3 separate regions of the Homo sapiens genome follow, and all the other regions are linked to region 2. Evidence: chromatin loops called from intact Hi-C (ENCODE). Cell type or tissue: heart right ventricle. All regions are shown on one strand.

Region 1 (5,000 bases), 320 kb before region 2:
CCAAAATAGATTACTTTGGTTGCAGTTTGTAATAATGAGAACCGTTAAACAGAAATAGGAGTATGCATTCAAAACAATAAATAAGGTATGCCTAACTGTTTTTTAAGGGTATCTTTGCAGTGTATAAAGATGTTTATTTAATAACATAATATATACTTTGTTTTATTTAATATGCTGATAAAGTTAAATTTTTTTAAGTTAAATTTTTTTGTAAGTTAAATATGTTTTAAAGCTACAATTTAAAGCCTTAGTTTAATCACTTGCTGGCATATTTACATATTTGTGTACGTCTCAATGCATATCTATAGAGTTATATAAAAATAAATTCAAAAGAATTATTTAAAATTTTAGCTGGGCACGGTGGCTCACGCCTGTAATCCCAGCACTTTGGGAGGCCAAAGCAGGCGGATCACCAGGTCAGGAGATCGAGACCATCCTGGCTAACACGGTGAAACCCCGTCTCTACTAAAAATACAAAAAATTAGCCAGGCATGGTGGCAGGCGCCTGTAGTCCCAGCTACTCGGGAGGCTGAGGCAGGAGAATGGTGTGAACCTGGGAGGCGGAGCTTGCAGTGAGCCGAGATTGCATCACTGCACTCCAGCCTGGGCGACAGAGCGAGACTCCGTCTCAAAAAAATAAAAACATAATAAATAAATAAATAAATAAATAAAATAAATAAAAATTTAAAAGACAAAAGACAAATTTGAAGGCTTACATATCTTTTACTGTAAATTTTAATATGGATTGAAAACAAAAAGTAAAATTAAGATCTGCATTTTCTTCCCGTAACATCCTAGTTATTCATGCTCAGATAAACAGAAATTCTTTTTTATTCCCAAAATATTCTGTTAACTCTCTAGACTTCTTACATATGATGGAATCATTTTGGCAAGAAATTTTTTAAAGTTAAATTACTAGTAATCAAGGGCCGGGAGCGGTGGCTTATGCCTGTAACCCCAGCACTTTGGGAGGCCGAGGTGGGCAGATCACGAAGTCAGGGGTTCGAGACTAGCCTGACCAACGTGGTGAAACCCCGTCTCTACTAAAAAAATACAAAAATTAGCTGGGCATGGTGCCATGCGCCTGTAATCCCAGCTATTCAGGAGGCTGAGGCAGGAGAATCACTTGAACCCAGTTGGTGGAGGTTTCAGTGAGCCGAGATCATGCCACTGCACTCCAGCCTGGGTGACAGAGTGAGACTCTGTCTCAAAAAAAAAAAAAATAAAATAAAATAAAAATAAAAATTACTAGTAATAGCTATTATTTATCGTTGTGTTTCCTATTTGTTACAACCATGTATAGCCTTTGAATAAAATGGCTTATGCGTATGTCTTATGTCCCCTGACAACTCTTCTTGATTATGTGTGTTCCAAATTCAGTTCTCTAATTCAGAATAATCAGACTGTAAAATTTTCTTTTCTTTTTTTTTTATTTAAGATTTTATTGTTTTCTTTTCTTTTGAAACAGGGTCTTGCTCTGTCACCCAGGCTGGAGTGCAGTGGTGTGATCTCAGCTCACTGCAACCTCTGCCTCCTGGGCTCAAGCAATCATCCTGCCTCAGCCTCCCGAGTAGCTGGGACCACAGGCGTGCACCACCATGTCTGCTAATTTTTGTATTTTTTAGGAGACATGGGGTTTCACTATGTTGCCAAGGCTGGTTTCGAACTCCTGAGCTCAAGCGATCCACCCTCCTCGGCCTCCCAAAGTGCTGGGACTACAGATGTAGTTAGCCACCATGCCTGGCCTGTAAAGTTCTCTTATAAATCAAAACTTTCTTTGAATTTACTGGAATAGCCACCAGTTCGGCCAAAAAGTCAGTTTCTCAATTTATAAAAGAAAAATAGTAGAAATAATTAGGCATGTGTGACATTCTCTAAATTTTAATTATGTGTGGCCAGGCCCGGTGGCTCACGCCTGAAATCCCAACATTTTGGGAGGTTGAGGCGAGAGGATCACCTATGGTCAGGAGTTTGACACCAACCTGGCCAACATGGTGAAACCCTGTCTCTACTAAAAATACAAAAATTAGTTGGGCATGGTGGGGCGAGCCTGTAGTCCCAGCTACTCAGGAGGCTGAGGCAGAGGAGAATCGCGTGAACTCGGGAGGCGGAGGTTGCAGTGAGCCGAGATCACGCCATTGCACTCCAGCCTGGGTGACAGAGCAAGAGTCCGTCTAAAAAAAAAAAAAAAATTGGAATCAATTTGGAAACAAAATTTGGAATAAAATAAAATTTGGAATAAAAAAATTATTAATATTGTTTCATGATTGTGAATGCTTATGTGCTAGTTACCAATTTAATATCATCGCTCCATTGCAAATCTACACTATTTTGCCCTGATTCATGATCAGTCCTGAACCCTACAATCGTTTTTTTGCCAACAGATAAAATGTTATGGTTCATCGACAGAGGGCGCTAGAGTGACACTGCATGGCCACAGCTACGGAAAGACACTTTTCGGTTGGACTCCAGCCCTCTTATAATCTTCAATACACGAGCCTAACAAAGTAGCTCTAGCTGTGCCCTCAGTCTGTATAGTCCCTCTTCTTAAGGCGACCTTAGACCAGGTCCAGCTACCTATATCCTCTGGCAACAGCTGACCCTTCCTGCAGACTGGCCCAGCCTGCCTATCCCCACCAGCAGTGGTGAATCACTTTTATAGGCCCCTCTAGCAAGTATCTTCACCATTGCCAGGCTGTGTGGCTGTGTTTGTAGTAAACACGTCTTTCTGGCCGGGGCGCGGTGGCTCACGCCTGTAATCCCAGCACTCTGGGAGGCCGAAGCGGGCGGATCATCTGAGGTCACGAGTTCGAGACAAGCCTAGCCAACATTGTGAAACCCCGTCTCTACTAAAAATACAAAAATGAGCCGGGCGTGGTGGCGCAATCCCAGCTACTCAGGAGGCTGGGGCAGGAGAATCGCTTGAATCTGGGAGGCGGAGGCGGTAGTGAGCCGAGATCGCGCCACCGCCCTCCAGCCTGGGCAACAAGAGCGAGACTCAGTCTGAAAAAATAAATAAATAAATAAACATGTCTTCTTTGAAGAGGTCTGAATCTCAGCCCTGGGGTGGTGGTTGCTGAGAGGAGCCCTTTCTCCTCTTTATCGTTCATTCTTCCTCAGCCTAGAGGGATGCGCTGTTTTTCCGCACTTGCTGCTTCTGGATTCTTTAGAGTCCTTGTTTACTCCTTTTTGAATTCACTCACCTCCTGCTAGTTAATAATTCTTTATATTAAACTTTCCCTGTTCAAAAAACTGATGTGGTTTCTGTTTCCTGTCTGGTCCCTGATTGACATATCTTAGAAATATAGTTTTTTCATGTACAAAGATTGGTACAATAATTGTCTCCAAAAAGATTTTGTATCAGGTTATTAAGTTCCAATGTCTTTGTCGATCAGGGACCACTGTAATATACCTTGTGGCACAAATTAAAAAGCCCTGGAGTCTCCTTCTGTCATTTCCATTTGGTTCTTTCTAAATACCCACTATTTCTTTGCTGAGAATTTCTATATTTTTATTTGTTTCAAGAGAATTTGTAATTGCTTGTTGAATTTTTTATTTTATGTGTTTTTTTTATGGTTGCTCTCAAAAAAAAATAATAATAAAAATAAAAGTCATAAACTTGCTATGGAAAAAAGAGAAGGAGATTTAGCCAAACAATGTGTAATAGACATTTGTTGGTTGATGCTGTAGCTTCTGTTATTTTCTTCCTAGCAGCCCTCATTGGAGTTTGGGAATCCATTTGGCTCTATGGAACTAATATCAATCAATAAACTAAATTATTTACTTATTCAGCTGTACAGGTGTATTTTCAAATAAATATGATTTTAAAAGAATGATGGCTGTGGTCATGATAAGAAATATGGCCTTTCATATTTATAATGTGTCCTCCATTCATCTTGGTTATAACAGGAAATGGTAATGTAATTTCTTTATGCTCCTATTCCCAGGATCATCATTGACTATATGCTTATATATTAATTTTCTGTTACCCCTCAAGAAATCATTCAACTGTCTTCTATTTTGATGATGTTCTGATATTTTTCATCTTGTGGAAGAGACCTCAGAGAAAAATAGCCCTTGAGCCTTGATGAAAAGAACCTATATAAGTTGCTATAAACATCTAACACTACAACAAAACTCTAGGGTGTTGATGCTTACAACCATTTCTCTCAAGTAAAGAAATTTACTCATCCTTAAGTTACAAGAAAGCCCAATGGGCCAGAAACCACAAGATCATGAGGAGACAGTTTCCACCCAAGACTTTCAGATCAAGATGACTGCATGAAGTAGACAGCTTCCATCAGAGACTCATGAAATAAGACCTAGATGACTGGAGTCAGATCGTCAGGCTTGCATCAGCAGGCTTTTGTTTGTTATTGTTCAAGCTATTTTCTTTCTTTCTAGTTTCCTTGAAGTTTTGGATTATTAACTTTGATACCTATAAGGTCCTTATCCTTAATAATGTGTTTTGTCTCCTTAATCACTCCTTGGTAAAAGTCTAATGCTTGGCTATAATTTTTCATAATTTGGCTAAAACACAAAATCAAACTAACTATTGGGTTTATATTCTCTTTACAGGTAGGTGCCTTCATTTTCCTTTTATGTTAGTTCTGTGTAATAAATCAGTAGTCAAGTTCTTCCGCTCTGACAAAAAAAAAAAAGGAAAGAAAGAAAAATAAATAAATACTTTCCTGGTAATTGGAGTCAACCACGAAGTGACTTTTTTTTAGAGTAACACAACAGGTCAGACATCCAGAAATACAAAATCCCCCATCATGTTCCCCTCTATGGAAACAATATTCAGGGACTATGTAATAAAAAATTTGGCAATTTGGCAGGTCTTTGTCCCCAGCTCCTGGGAAATAATTTCCTTTTTTTTTTTTTTTTTTTGAGACAGAGTCTCACTCTGTCGCCCAGGCTGGAGTGCAGTGGCATGATCTCGGCTCATGGCAGCCTTCACCTCCTGGGTTCAAGTGATTCTCCTGCCTCAGCCTCCTGAG
Region 2 (5,000 bases):
GCCTTAGAATTGCTTCGCCCCTGGTAATTTACTTTGTCTCTTTTAGATAAAATATCTTTCAGATGTTTCTGATGATTCTTTGATGTCATGCTTGTAAATTAATTTAGCTGTTCCCATCTGAATATTGATAAGCTAATTTAGTTCAGACCTCTTTACTTTGGTCACTTTTAAAATTCAATTTAGAAATCTGAGTTTTCAAATATAATTAATAGAAAATTTCTGATTGTTTTGCATATTTTAATCTCTCTTGTTCAGATATTGTCATCTTATAAGTAGTTTTATAAGGCTTCAATTTTGCTTTCTTCAGTGAAATGTTTTTATGTTTGTTCCTTTTAAATATTATTGAGAAAATTTTCCTTTGAAATGGGGAGGGGAAAAACCAGAATATGCTGATCTCAATGCTATTAAGAAATTTAAGATAAGAAGACTATTATTGGGGTTCTCTATTTGTTCGAAAAACAAGCAATTTAATTTCAATTAATAGTACCTGTTAAGTTTTCAGATGTGGCAATAAAACCTGTGCTTGCCTGTTTACTCGGCCTTTGTCTTGACAAGAATAATCGTACATTGTGCCCTCAAACACTTGCTTAGATGAAGCTTAGACCTCATATGATAATTTCCAAGATTACTTGGGCATAAAAGTCGGCAATCTCGTTCCTTACTTTGAGTGGTTACCAGGGTGACTGGACTCTGGTCATGTGAATCTTAGAGATTGATTGACCTGCTGAGGAGCTGCTATGGTAATTGTGTTAAGATTTAGAATAGCTGTAATCAAGATGGGTCAGCTATTGTTTCACAGGTTAAGAACAAATGATGAAATCGATAATGAAGCCCTGTAGTCTAAGGAAATTTTCCAGTGTTGTCTTCAATATTTGCCTCACAATCTCCACCTTGCCTGTCCTCTGCTTTTTTCCTTCTGTCCTCCTCTGTCCCTCAGACTTCTTTGTCTCCTGTCTCTACCTCCTTTTGTCTGCTTGTCTTTCCCTCTCTCAGTCTCTCCTTCTCTTTTCTCAGCCTACTTGCCTGTCTTCTTTGGGTTTTTAAATGCTTTTATTGATGAGCCATAGTTGTACCTATTTTTGGAGTACATGTGATAATTCCTTACCTGTATACAGTGTTCAGTGATCGATCAGGTTAACTGGGTTATCCATCACCTCAAACATTTATCTGTTCTTAGTGTCAGGAACATTTATAATTATTCTCTTCTAGCTATTTTGAAATAATGATAAATTATTGTTAATTATAATTTCTCTATTATTAAATACTAGAAGTTATTGCTTCCATTTAACTGTATTTTTGTATCCATTATCTCCTTTGATTTTTATTCAAACGAGTCTTTCTCTGCCACTGACACACAGCTGGTCATAACATGGAATGAAAATAGGTGATTTAGTGTTGTGTTCAGTCAGGTTAGTCTCCGATTTTTGTACATGTTTCAGTGTTTAAATGGCTCACGCCTGTAATCCCAGCACTTTGGGAGGCCGAGGCAGATGGATCACCTGAGGTCGGGAGTTCGAGACCAGCCTGACCAACAGGGAGAAACCCTGTCTCTACTAAAAATACAAAAAATTAGCCAGGCATGGTGGTGCATGCCTGTAATCCCAGCTACTCGGGAAGCCGAGGCAGGAGAATCACTTGAACCCGGGAGGCGGAGGTTGTGGTGAGCCGAGATTGTGCCATTGTACTTCAGCCTGGGCAACAAGAGCGAAGCTCTGTCTCAAAAAAAATTAAATAAATAAAAATACTTTTCCCTCACTTGAATCATTTTTTTTTTTTTTTTTGCTTCTTGAAAGAGCTTTCAGTTAAAAATGTGAGGTTTGAAACCACAATTAATGATTAACTTTGGGCTGCTCTGATTCCTTGTGGTTCTTTTGAACAGATAGTGCCCTCAATGTTCAGGACAAGCTGCAAATTACCAAAGGATGTTTAGACTATTTCCATGGAGGCAAAGAATAATGTGGCTTGCATTTGTTTTGCATGGCAGCAGGCTGTTATGCATTAATATTTAAATTAAAAACAAAACCATGCATTACCATTTTAAACCTTATAAATAATTAATACAGCTTAAGAAGTTTTGAGAAAATAAATGATGTTCTCATAGCCCGAGAATCTGGATGTCTGCCATCTATTAGGACTAGTTCTAGTTAACATCCTTAAGAATCCTGAAGCAGTTCTCACTGTAACTTGATGATTTGAAATATCAAGAACTTTAATCAGGAACTTCAGATAATGGGATTAGACTAGATACAAGGTCTGACAACTACTTTGGTCATGGCTCTTGTGACCAGCCTAACTTATTCCAAAATCTTGTTTGCTCTTGGCCTTTGGCTGGCGAGGAGAGGGATTATTTTATATAAGCCTTTATTTTTGAAAAAATATATCAGAATCTCTCTGTCAAAAAATACATTTCCAGCGGCCTTTATTTTAGCACTTATTTCAGAGCCAAAGGCCGTGTGCTGCCCCTTTTTCAACAGAAAACAGTTTGCTTGCAATCTGCCTGCAGGCTGCCCTCTTGTGTTGAAATAGGGAAATGCATATTGTCCCCTTCAACCTGGAACATTTTGTTCTGCCTGTGTGGGTTTACATTGGAAAGTCCTTGGTACTTGAGTTTTTAAGAGGTTACTTTTCACCACCCATATAATTTCAGTGATTATGGTGAAGGAATAAAGGTTACTGTGCAAGTCAGGACATGCATTTACTAGGATTTCTTATGATCAGTATTTCCATTGAATTAAAATGTCTGAATTCCCTGTGTTCTTCCCAGGGCTAAGGAGAGTATGTACCATGCCTTGGGCTACAGTACCATTGTGGTGTTGCAGGCTGTCCTGACCTTCGAGCAACAGGACATCCAGAACGGCATTTCTGCCATGAAGGACGCTTTACAAACCTGCCAAAAGTATGACGAGTCATTAAATACTTAAGATGTGACTGCAAACTTTTATGCCTGTGTGACAAAAATAATGTCATTTGCCTGACCAAAAGCTCTGTGTTTGAAATTGGCCACAGTTACAGAAAAGAAATTCAGCCTCGAAGCTGAAGGATTCCCATTTGGCATCTACATATTCCACTTTTCTTTTTGATAGCCTGGGGTCTGAGCTACAGAGATCTGGGGGGGATTTCGGGGGGATTTCAGTGGGATTAGCAGCAAGCATCTCTCAATGTAGATGACATTAGGTACTGCATGCCAAACCAAGCCACACAAGGAACATTCTTGTTTTAAGTGGGAGATGCAAATTCATGAGGGAATGTTTTATTTGTTTAAGAAGGACCTGTTTTTGAACACTTTTGTTTGGTGAAAATGAGATAGATTTTTAGTTTTATTTTAAGCTTTACTTTGTGTGTATAGGAAGACCCTATCAAAATTTTTTTCAAGGGGTAAGTTATTTTGATATCTTTTAAAAAATGATAGGTGTTTCACAGTATGGAAGATGCTTGGTTTGTGGACATTTAGGAATATTCAAGAATCCAGGAATGGCTGGCTGCAGCACCCTGATCAGATGGATGGGAGGAAATGACCCCTGTTGCTGTCAATTGCTTGATGTGCCCCCCATAGGACTAGGGCAGAAGGTTCATGATCAGAAGGTTAACATGGGTGAAATTACATCCTGATGTAATTGTGTTGTAAGCTCCTCAAATGAAGAGAGCTTCCAAATATTGCACTTTAACTTCATTTTTAACCTGTGGAGAATTTTACCACAAATACTGATTTTAGTTATAGGGATAAGGGAAGGTACTTTGGAGGTTAGTTTTCATTGGTGTGTGTGGGTTTCCCCACGTGGTGTTCAGTAGCACAGACTGAGTTCCCACAAATGGCTAGCCAGTGCTGCATGTAGAGTGTTGGAAAAGGATGATCTGTGTCCTATAGACTTCAGGGTTTAGAGTTTCAGCTTTTTGACTCTTTGGTGTGATAGTGACTGAAATGAACGTCAAATGAAAATGAGCTCAGCCTGATTTTTTTTTTCTATTTTCTATCTCCCTTTTTATTTATTCAATGTAGATACAGGAAAAAATACACAGTTGTAGAATCTTTCTCAAGTCTTCTTTCTAGAGGATCCCTGGAGCAACTGAGTGAAGGTAAAAGTCATTTAAAAGATCACTTTTTTCCTTGATTTTAATAGTTAAATGATCATCTCATAAAATTCCATCCTGAAGTATATAAAGTAAATGGAATGTCTTTTTCTCTTCCCTATCATACTCACCCTCTGGAAGAAATCATTGTTAATAGTTCATTTTGAAGCCTTTTCTGTGTACATACTCAAATACATAAATAAGGTACACATAAGGTTTTTGTTGTTGCTCATGGATTGTTCATTTTTTTTTTGCAAGCATAGAATCACATAATAGGTGTTGTCCTACAATGTGAATTTGACATTGACACTTCCCCAGATCGTTACATGTGAGTGTTTAACAGCTGTGTGGTATTCCATAGGATTGATATACTGTACTTTACTTGGCTTTTCTCTATGGTTTTTATTTTTTCACTGATATGAATAATGGTGTCCTAGAATCCTTATACATATGGATTCATGCATTTTAAAAAGTTATTTCATAAGATAGATTCCTAAAAGTGGAAGAACCAGGACTGACAGTTTGAAAACTTACAATATTTATAGGTATTCCCAGTTTTTTTCTACATATAGGTCAGTTTATATTCTTAGCATTCATCTTTGAGAGTTTCAGTTTTCCACAAGCTATTAAACATTTTTTTCAAAGTGAAAGTAATTTTGATATCTTTTAAAAATGATAATGTTTCACAGTATGGAAGATGCTTGGTTTGTGGACATTTAGGAATATTCAAGAATCCAGGAATGGCTGGCTGCGGCACCCTGATCAGATAGATGGGAGGAAATGACCCCTGTTGCTGTCAATTGCTTGACGTGCCCCCTGGGACTAGGGCAGAAGGTTCATGATCAGTTCTGTCTTTTCAGTGTTACACTCTAGTCCACAATAGTTTACAAGAAAGGAGCATCTAAATATTCCTGTAGAAGGAAAAAAAAAAG
Region 3 (5,000 bases), 210 kb before region 2:
CTGAGCCCAAGCTTAGCCATTATATCCCCTGTGACCTGCACATATACATCTAGATGGCCTGAAGCAACTGAAGAACCACAAAAGATGACATTCCACCATTGTGATCTGTTCCTGCCCCACCCTAACTGATCAATTGACCGTATGACAATACACCCTCCCCGCCCTTGCGATAACGTACTTTGTAATATTCTCCCTGCCCTTGAGAATGTACGTTGTGAGATCCACCCCCTGCCCACAAAAAAATTGCTCCTAACTCCACCGCTTATCCCAAACGTATAAGAACTAATGATAGGCTGGGTGCCGTGGCTCACGCCTATAATCCCAGCACTTTGGGAGGCCGAGGCAGGAGGATCACAAGATCAGGAGTTCGAGACCAGCCTGGCCAATATGGTGAAACCCCTTCTCTACTAAAAATACAAAAATTAGCTGGGCGTGGTGGCAGGTGCCTGTAGTTCCAGCTACTTGGGAGGCTGAGGCAGGAGAATCGCTTGAACCTGGGAGGCAGAGGTTGCAGTGAGCTGAGATTGCGCCATTGCACTGTAGCCTGGGCGACAAAGTGAGACTCCGTCTCAAAAAAAAAAAAAAGAAAAAACTAATGATAATTCCATACCCTTTGCTGACTCTCTTTTCAGACTCAGCCCGCCTGCACCCAGCTTTATTGCTCACACAAAGCCTGTTTGGTAGTCTCTTCACACTGACGCGTGTGACACAGCGTAGACCTCCCAGGCTCAGGTGATCCTCCCATCTTAATCTCCTGAGTAGCTGGGACTACAGGTACGCTGTCATCACATCCAGTTAATTTTTTTATTTTTTTAGAGAAGAGGTTTCACCATGTTGCCCAGGCTGGTCTTGAACTCCTGGGCTCAAGTTATCCTCCTGCCTTGGCCTCCCAAAGTGCTGGGATTACAGGTATGAGCCACCATGCCCAGCTGGAGCCCTGGTTTTTATCAGTACATTGTTGTAGGAAATATCTATCGTTTTTGTCAGCCTAGTATTGTTTATTAGAGCTGACCTTCCCTACTACTTTTGATCCTCCTGGGGCTGCCAGTCATAGAACCATTCCCAATCTGGCCACAGTGGTTGGTCCAAGGATGATCAAGTGTCTCAAATAGAGCCAATCGGAATCCTCCTGTGGGGTTTTATCTATAAACCAAGAAGCCCTTTATCCATTCTAAGGACCTAATAATGTGTCCTAGACACAGACCGTTCCTGCCAGTGGAAGAGTTAGAAGGAACAGAGGCAAGAGTTTGAACAAGCAAAGGCAGAAAATGGAGAAGATAGAAGTCAAGTGACTTGGAGCTACTGGGGCTGAGGCCATCTGCTCTCCTGTATTTGCCATTATGTAAAGGAGGCAAAATTTTACCTCTACTCTCTTAGGATTTTTCAGCTGGGCCTGAGAATTAAATTGACATAAGATGGAGCAACAGGAGAAAAACATGCAAATTAATTTCATACAAGTGTTATGTGGCATAGGATCCTTCATAAGGAAATGAAGACCCAAAGAAACAGTTACAATTGAACACTTATAAACTGAATTGGATAAAGAGTTAGTGAATTATGAAAATGTGACAAGGCAAAGCATACAAGGATAGGGTAGTTAATTGAGTGGAGAAGTGACTAGAAAGCTAAGAGTTAGTTTAACAAGGTTGGTTTGTACAGATTTCCCTTAGCCTCAACTTCCTGTCCTTGATGATAAGAATGATGTTTTCCTTCTGGGTATAGGGAGGACACCTTTCACATGGGAATTTCATCTCCTGCTTTTAAGAAACAGAAGAAAAGTCAGAGTGAACTCCTTGCACCTGCTGTTTCCCAAGTGATACGGCTCAGATGAGTGGAGGAACACGAGGGTTCTTGGTCCTCGTGCCGGCAACATGGACACACATGGAGTGGTTTTAAGGAGCGGAGAGTTTAATAGGCAAGGAAGGGAGGAGACAGAAGGAAGAAGGTCCCCAGTAGAGACAGGGGGAGGGGGGCTCCAAAGCCAAAAGAGGAGGTCCCCACCTGCCACGGATACCAGCCAGGTATATATGCAGAGGCTGGAGAAGGCAATATCTGATTTGCATAGGGCTCAGGGGATTGGTTTGACCAGGCATGTCATTCACGTAGCCCTCAGAAAAAGCTGGCCCTCTCATCCTAGCCTTTTAAGATGCAAATGCAGGGCACTCTGAATGTTCTACACATGTGGAGATATGTGGGGCAGCCATGTTGCCAGGAACATGTGGGGCAAGGGCAAGAAGGCCGCAGGAATCACCATGTTGGGTGGACCCAGTTTCTAATGCCCTGCATTTGCATATCAAAGGTTGCCGGCCTGGCTCTAAGAGCCGGGGCTTTACAAGAAATTTTTCCGGAGATGCTTTAAAAACCAAAACTCCCCAAGGGCCCCTTTTCCTCTCTATCTGCCTACAGTAATTTCTTAATAACTCTCGGCCAGGCGCAGTGGCTCACGCCTGTAATCCCAGCACTTTGGGAGGCTGAGGCGGGTGGATCATGAGGTCAGTGGTTCGAGACCAGCCTGACCAACACGGTGAAACCACGTCTCTACTAAAAATACAAAAATTAGCTGGGCCTGGTGGCAGGCGCCTGTAATCCCAGCTACTCAGGAGGCTGAGGCAGGAGAATTGCTTGAACCCGGGAGGTCGAGGTTGCAGTGAGCCGAGATCGCGCCACTGCACTCCAGCCTGGGCGACAGAGCGAGATTCTGTCTCAAAATAATAATAATAATAAATTGTAAAAAATAATAACTCCTACCACACAAGTGCCTTTAACTGAAAATAGTATGCCACTACTTTGGGGTGGCATATTCTTAACTCCTTCATTAGTAACTTTTTATTTATTTTTTAAATCTTAAGATAGTTTGAGTTGGATTCTCTTGCAACCTAAAATCTTGGGTCCTGAAATACTTGACCCAAATTCCTCAACAGGGGGCACCCTCACTCCAGAGAATGAGGTCATCTTTCAGGTAGAACTGGTCTAACATATTATCTGGCGATTTAGTAGCATTCGCTTCAGGAGTGGTGACCACATAGGTTCCTGGGCAGCAGTGGGTAAGGGCAGGATCAGAATGGCTGTAACCAAGGGAGGTGGTTCATTGTCACCCTGAGGAGTAGCACTTGGGAGCAGCAGCTTCAGAGGTGGGAATTGCAGGGATCAGTGGGGAAAGAAGAATTCATGGTGAGCATCAGCAGCAGTCACAACAACATGGCAGTCATTTGGGTCTTAGCCTCCATGTAACGCCCCTTCCTGGAAGCAACCATAATCATATTAGCAGCTGCCCTCGTTGGGATAAAGTCATGGCAAAGGCAACTTCTAGCTCAGTGGCAAATTTGGCAAAAGATGGGGGTGTTGTAGGCCTGGCACTAGTAATAGCAGCAAAGAAGTGGAAAGATTCCAAGGTCCTGGGATAAGTATAGTCCCTAAAATTCTGGATGAGCTTTCTATAATTCTTGGGGGAAAAACCCCTATTTTTTTCTGATTATGGTTATTGGACCCAACCACTAGGTTGGGGTAGTGGTGTAGAATTTAGAATCAGGAATACTGAGTAGTGGCTCAAACCAAGATGATTATGGAGTGTTATCTGGCTCTTGATTTCCCAACTCTGCTTATTGAAGAAAATATTAAAAACTGGGGAGTAGGAAAAGGGGCCACGAACTCTTACAGTTGGCCTCTGAACCAGCTTCCTCACCTGAGATACTTATATGGGCTCCACAGGTGATGAAAATGAGAAACACTGGCTGGTGGGGACTGTGGGAAACTGGGGAGTACTCTATCCTCTGTCTAACGGGGGCAGCTGTGATGGTGCCACGTGAGAATGCGGGCCTCGCCTACCAGAGTTTTCAGAATTTCAAAAGATCCCCGAGTTAAACCATAGAGGTCTGAAAAAAAAAGAATTTCAAAAGAAGCCAGATAGCCAATTTGTTGAAGTGTGAAATCTCTTGATCTTAAAATGTTGGCAATTAATTAATAAAAAATTTAAACACAGTATTTCCTTCCAGGCTAGTCTGAGCAACATAGTGAAGCTGTGTCTCTAAAAAAAAAAAAAAAAAAATTAAAACAATAGGCCAGGCACAGTGGCTCACACCTGTAATCCCAGCACCTTGGGCAGGCAAAGGTGGGTGGATCACCTGAGGTCAGGAGTTCGAGACAAGCCTGGCCAAAATGGCAAAACCCCGTCTCTACTAAAAATACAAAAATTAACCAGGTGTGGTGGTGCATACCTGTAATCTCAGCTACTCGGAAGGCTGAGGCAAGAGAATCACTTGAACCTGGGAGGTAGAGTTTGCGGTGAGCCGAGATCATGCCAATGCACCCCAGCCTGGGTGACAGAGCGAGACTGCATCTCAAAATAAATAAATTAATAAATTAATTAATTAAAAAAAACAACGTTATGCAGTATTCAAGCCAAACACAACTCACAGGCATCTGGTGTTTGTGATCGCTGATCCGTACTGTGATTTCTGAACTATTATATCTCTAAAATCCATCCAGCTCCCAATTTATGCAATTCTACATGTAAAATTATTTCAGTTTGTTTTCCAAAGTAATTCTGCCACTGCCCTAGGGCCTTCCTTCTTGTAATAAGGCTATAGGTACCTGGGAGCCTCACCGGGATTGAGGTCATGTGTGTATCCCACCATTTCAATGTTGGCTATCCAAGTTGTATTTCCAGCTAGTTTCCCCTACTGTCTAAATCTTTCTTATAGATACATCATTTATTTTATTATTCTCTGGCTTCAGTTTCTTTTTCTCTGAGTGTAGAATTGGTCTAGTTTTTTTTTGTTTTTTTTTTTTTTTTTTGAGATGGAGTCTCACTCCTGTTGCCCAGGCTGGAGTGCAATGGCACGATCTTGGCTCATTACAACCTCTGCCTCCCGGGTTCAAGCGATTCTCCTGCCTCGGCCCCCCGAGTAGCTGGGATTACAGACATGTGCCACCATGCCTGGCTAATTTTTGTATTTTTAGTAGAGATGGGGTTTCTCCATGTTGGTCAGGCTGGTCGCAAA

The links. Peaks named below come from ENCODE experiments on the same cell type or tissue, not always from the same donor. Only the 100,000 strongest peaks of a DNase experiment are listed, where the experiment ranks them.
Region 1: it touches region 2 in a loop (5-fold over the local background); 6 of 110 quality-filtered maps call a loop at or near these places.
Region 3: a loop joins it to region 2, with 3.0 times the contacts of the local background. A loop is called at or near these places in 68 of 110 quality-filtered maps.

What each region holds. Positions count from the first base shown.
Region 1 is chr9:15,530,862-15,535,861 of GRCh38, reverse strand. No RefSeq gene overlaps it. Among named protein-coding and RNA genes, the nearest start is that of CCDC171, 20 kb to the left of the region's middle. RefSeq lists enhancers at 2,204-2,743, 2,744-3,284. In heart right ventricle, a CTCF peak has its summit at 2,430 (motif pointing right); no DNase peak of the experiment used is centred here.
Region 2 is chr9:15,209,162-15,214,161 of GRCh38, reverse strand. It overlaps TTC39B (tetratricopeptide repeat domain 39B), which reads left to right. Exons shown (of 20, transcript NM_152574.3): 4 at 1-23; 5 at 2,765-2,896; 6 at 3,998-4,074. Among named protein-coding and RNA genes, the nearest start is that of TTC39B, 96 kb to the left of the region's middle. In heart right ventricle, a CTCF peak has its summit at 2,510 (motif pointing left); a DNase peak (open chromatin) is centred at 2,501; H3K27ac peaks cover 308 bases.
Region 3 is chr9:15,415,029-15,420,028 of GRCh38, reverse strand. No RefSeq gene overlaps it. Among named protein-coding and RNA genes, the nearest start is that of SNAPC3, 5.3 kb to the left of the region's middle. RefSeq lists an enhancer at 607-1,107. In heart right ventricle, a CTCF peak has its summit at 2,922 (motif pointing right); a DNase peak (open chromatin) is centred at 2,973.